Linked DNA regions of Homo sapiens: region 2 is linked to region 1. A link is an interaction called in ENCODE POLR2A ChIA-PET data of the cell type or tissue named here. Cell type or tissue: K562. All regions are shown on one strand.

What was found. Peaks named below come from ENCODE experiments on the same cell type or tissue, not always from the same donor. Only the 100,000 strongest peaks of a DNase experiment are listed, where the experiment ranks them.
Region 2: POLR2A ChIA-PET joins it to region 1 with 5 read pairs; 9 of 35 experiments call an interaction of 5 or more read pairs at or near these places.

The regions. Positions count from the first base shown.
Region 1 is chr22:46,012,117-46,014,616 of GRCh38, forward strand. It overlaps LOC124905134 (a long non-coding RNA gene), which reads left to right and starts at 1,465. Exons shown (of 2, transcript XR_007068136.1): 1 at 1,465-1,694; 2 at 2,381-2,500. RefSeq lists silencers at 1,567-1,756, 1,907-1,996. In K562, a CTCF peak has its summit at 1,462; DNase peaks (open chromatin) are centred at 1,495 and 2,125; H3K4me3 peaks cover 930 bases.
Region 2 is chr22:46,141,673-46,144,172 of GRCh38, forward strand. LOC124905138 (a long non-coding RNA gene) reads right to left here. Exons shown (of 2, transcript XR_007068140.1): 1 at 1,754-2,500. Among named protein-coding and RNA genes, the nearest start is that of PPARA, 7.6 kb to the right of the region's middle. In K562, no CTCF peak of the experiment used is centred here; no DNase peak of the experiment used is centred here; H3K27me3 peaks cover 1,186 bases.

The DNA of each region.
Region 1 (2,500 bases):
CAATGGCGTCTGCGGTCCTGGAACTCAGAGGCAGAGGAGGCGGGACCCTGTCATCCCAATCACTGTGATTCAGCAGCATGGGAAGCCAAGGGGCACTGAGGCTAGAAGGACCCAGAGCTGAGGGACACTGGGCTGGCCTGCAGGGGAGAGGCTCTGATTTTAAGGAGAAAGGAGATAAGGATGGGGCCCAGGGCAAGGGGTGCCATCTACAGAGCAGCTCCCAGGCCTGCAGAAGCTCCCTGGTCTGTGTCACTGTGGGCTCCCTGGCAGTGGCATTCCCAGCACCCCTCCCGCTGCCACTTCCCCACTTGGGGCTGGACCACCGGCCTGCCTGCAGGGGAGCTTGTGGGGTCTCAGCCCAACAGCCTGGAGCCCAGGGGCAGGCAGCAGCATGCTCTGCTGACCCGGCAGCCACATGGGCCCCCGGAAGCTGCCTCCGAGGCAAGCTTGCACCAGCAGGATGTCAGGGCTGCCCTGGAGCCAACACTGGGGACCGAAGGGAAGGACACAGGCGTAGGCAGGGGCAGCAATTGGACCCTGTGCGTACCTGACCCTATGCGAGCTCTGCAGCTCAAAGGGACCAGAGCTGGCCTGAGTTGGGCAGAATGGGCTGGACCTTATGCTCTGGATCGATGGGGCTGACCCACGGAAGCCAGGACCTTCGGGCCAACCCTGAAGGGACCACGGCTGAGGACTGTGTGCCCTGGAGGGAGTTCTGAGATGGGGGGTGTAGGGGTGGGGAACCCACAGGCAGGCACTGCCTCAGGGCCTCCCTCCTGTCCCATGGCCCCCAGGTGTCCTGCGGCCCCACACTCAGCCTCCTTCTGGGGGTCTGGGTGGCTGCACCTTCCATGGTGCCAGCCAGGCCTTGTGCCCATCTCCACCCCCTTGCCCTCACCTGCCCCAACCCACCACGCCTTGGCGGCCTCCTCTCGGGGCTTCCTGGCCTCCACCAAGCTGCACCCACCTCCGCCCTCATCACCCAGGAGGCCTTCCCCGGCCTGGCCCGACGCAGGCTCCACAGTCTCTCACCAGCCTCCCAGCTGCTGGCAGTGAAATTCACAGGAGCTCCCTCTGGGGCAAGGGTGCCTCCGCCTCCTCCATGGCAGCGTCCCCAGCCCTGCACGGGGCCCCCAGTGAACACATGGGCTGAATAAATGAGTGAGGGCATGAGGGACGCCTGAACACACGAATGAGAGAATGGCACTGGGGGTCCGTGAACAGCTTGTTGCATTGAAGATGGTGAAGGATTTTCATCCTGGTCCAAGCATGGAGGCCTCTCTAGAAACCGTCCCTTCCAGCTCCATGAGGGGTGAACTCTGAGCTCAGAGGCCATGGGGCCAAGTGCAGAAAATGGCTTTGAACTCTGGAGGAAGGAAAGAAGCCACCCTCCAGGAAGGAGTAAGAACCGCTCTGGAACATTCCCAGGAAAGGTCGCTGGGGGGCAGACCTGAGAGGTTCCCCGGACTCGGCGGACCCAGATCCCCCGCAGGGCAGCCCCTGGTGAGTCAGGGCCTGAGTCAGCGCCCTCCGCCTTCCCAGAGGCCCCGCCAGGACCTGCAGCCCTGGGCGCCCCAGCAGCCCGGCCCTGCTCAGCGCAGCTCTGGGTTGGAACTTGCACTTTCCAGTAACTCGGACCTCCCCCCGGCCGCCTTCCCAGGCGCCACCGGGCCCAGCAGATCGTCACCGTCCAGGTGCAGGGTGGGGGTGTGTGAAAGTCAGGCCTGGGACCCGGGCAAGTTGCTGCCGTGCCCTCTGGCTTCCCGGGGGACATCCTTCACCTTTGTGCGCCCAAACCCTCTGTGCTGCGGTTCCAACCCCCCTCCACATTCCCGCCTGCTCCTCCGGGCCTGCCCGTTCCCTCTGCCTTCCTGGGAACCTCCCTCTATCTCCGCATCTTCCGCCGCTCCCTTCCCTGCGGCAGCCGGCGGGCTCCGACTCTCGCTCTTCAGGGAACACCGCCCTTGGCGCCACGCCCACCTCCACCCGCGGCCACCTTCCCTCCCTCCCACCGCCAGACCTTCAAGACAGGATCTACCCCGGGCGGCCCCCAGCACAGGTCTCAGCCCCCTCCAGACTGGGGTTGTCGCCACCCTCCACTGAAATGGCGGCAGCCAGCTCCCTCCTGCCGCAGCCGGTGGCAGCCAGCTCCAGGCCTGGCCGGCCCCGCCCACCCTGTGTCTCGAGTGGCACCCACGGCGCTGTCCCTGTCCCGCCTGTCTTCTCGTGACCTCATCCGGCTCCAGACTCTCACATGTTTACGCCTTCAGCCCTGCCCAGCCCTGGACCCCAAGTCCCCTCCAATATTTCTTTTTCCTTTCTTGTATTTTTATTTATTTATTTATTTATTTATTGAGACAGTTTCGCTCTTGTCGCCCAGGCTGGAGTGCAGTGGCGCGATCTCGGCTCACCGCAACCTCCGTCTCCCCGGTTCAAGCGATTCTCCTGCCTCAGCCTCCCAAGTAGCTGGGATTACAGGCGTGTGCCACCACGCCCGGCG
Region 2 (2,500 bases), 130 kb after region 1:
TGTTTTCAGTTTTGTTTGCCATTTCCTGAATCTAACACCTTCTGAGGCGGATGCTAAGAGTTTAGAATTTACATAATTACCCGAGTCACTTGTTAACTCCCTGTAAGCAGCACCCTCACTGGATTTGATCACTTTTGCTTTGCCATGCCTGCATAAGCTTGCCACCGAAATACTTTAAAAAATGGACTTGAGGCCACACACTGGGCTCATGCCAGTAATCCCAGTACTTTGGATGTCAAGGTGAGAGGATCACTGGAGGCTAGAAGTTCAAGACCACCCTGGGCAACATACCAAGATCCCTTCTGCAAATAATAATACAAATAGTAATAATAATAATAAATATATATATATATATATATATATATTTTTTTTGAGATGGAGTCTCGCTCTGTTGCCCAGGCTGGAGTGCAGTGGTGCCATCTCGGCTCACTGCAAGCTCCGCCTCCCGGGTTCACGCCATTCTCCTGCCTCAGCCTCCCCAGCAGCTGGGACTACAGGTGCACACCACCACGCCTGGCTAATTTTTGTATTTTTAGTACAGATGGGGTTTCACTGTGTTTTAGTCGATCTCCTGACCTTGTGATCTGCCCGCCTCAGCCTCCCAAAGTGCTGGGATTACAGGCGTGAACCACCGCGCCCGGCCAATAATAATACTTTTAATTAGCCAGTCATGGTGGTGTACACCTGTAGTCCCAGCTACTCAGGAGGCAGAGGCAGGAGGGTTATGTGAACCCAGCAGTTTGAGGCTGCAGTGAACCATGATTGTGCCACTGTACTCCAGCCTGGGTGACAGAGCAAGATCCAACCTCCCCTCCGCACCAGGAAAAAAAAAAAAGGAAAGAAAGAAGACAGACTTGTGCCTCACAAGTGGTACTTTTGAGTTCCCACTCAAACTACTGTCTTTCGAGTAGGGCAAGACCACTTTCCATTGTGGTATCTTTGCAGCAGTGCCATTGTCCCTTATGGAACAGTGTCTCAGGACCCCGCTCCTGCTCCTTCTGCCGGCTCTGAGCAGGTGAGGACAGGGGACTGGGAAGGTCCCCTGCATCTGAGCCCGCCGGTGCTCAAGCATCTTTCTTGGCTGCCCAAGAACATTGTCTGCAGGACAATCCCAGCTCCTCAGCCTGCGTCTCTGGCCCTCCAGGTGCCCACTGCTTATGCTTCTCAGTCACATCCCTGGCCTGCCTGGGCTCAGGGCTGACTCTTACTCCAAGGGTGGGCAGCATGAAGCTGGAGCCATTTTGCAGCAGGAAGGATTCTGCCTACTAGGAGCCGAGGCCACACATGGGGGAAGGCAGGGTTCCTCTGCCGGAGCCCCTCCTGGTGTGATGAGGGAGGCAGGCACACAGAGAGGGAGTTAGAAGAATGGGGTTAGTGGGAAACTGAGGTCTGCCCCAGGCATGAGGAGGCAGTGAGGGCAGACTCCTAGCCCAGCAGGGAGAGGAGGTACTGAGAGCACCCAACCCTGAGTGAACAGCAGCTAGACCAGGCCGGGCAGATGGCCAGTCCCTCCTGCAGCGCACTCCAAAGTCTCAGGGAGCCAGGGAACAGGCAGAGCTGAGAAAACGTCCTGGAAACTCCACAGGAGCCCAGAGCCCACCATGTTCTCTGAGAGAAAGTCAGCACTGGGCACGCTGGACAGGGAAGCAGGGTCATGCTTGGAAAGGCCAACTCAGTCCTTGCCACCCACTGAGCACCCACTAGCTAGTTATTTGGTTTTGTTTTAAAAACTCAACTCATCACGAATACTCACCAAGATGCTTTGATCTAATTTCATGCCTCCACCTGGAGAGGGGGAACGATGAATTGACAGTCTCCCAGCCTGTCTTCCCCACCAGCCATCCAAGAACCCTGCCTGCCAGGATGCTGGTCCTGTGTCTGCCTGCCCCACGCCACCGTCACCTTGCAGAGAAACACTGATTGCCTTCACACATCTGGCTCCAGCCAACTCCCTCCTCTGCACACCTTGAGGCTCCCAGGCAGAGAGGAGGCTCTTCCCCAGGCCGGGGGCCCCCCTGGGAGGGTGTCCAATGTCATGCCAGCCAAGGCCCGTGTGGGCGTAGCTCCTGCAGGTTCTCAAGGTTGTAGCCCGCACCCTGCTCCTTGGTTTTGTGAAAGATCAAAATCAGGGCCTCACATAGAACTTTATATTCCAACGCTGCAAGTCTCAACACAAACCAATGTGTTGACTTGAAAATAAATATCACTAATAAAATGGAGAAGAGAGCTGGCATGGAAAGATTGGGAAAATGTCAAGAATTCTTGGTGCTGTATGTTTATCAGTAAATAAAGCACATCTGAGGGGTGAGGGGTCGGCCCTTGGACCTTGGGCTCTTACAGATGGGTGCCATTTTCAACAGCTTTGGAGACAAACATGGTGTTTGCCAATATCTTGGTTTTGCCAAGTCAAAGCTAACCAATATCAGCACTTCATCTAAGCAATTCCCACTAAGGAAAGGTATTTTCAACAACAACAAAAGAATATAAAGGATATAGTCTT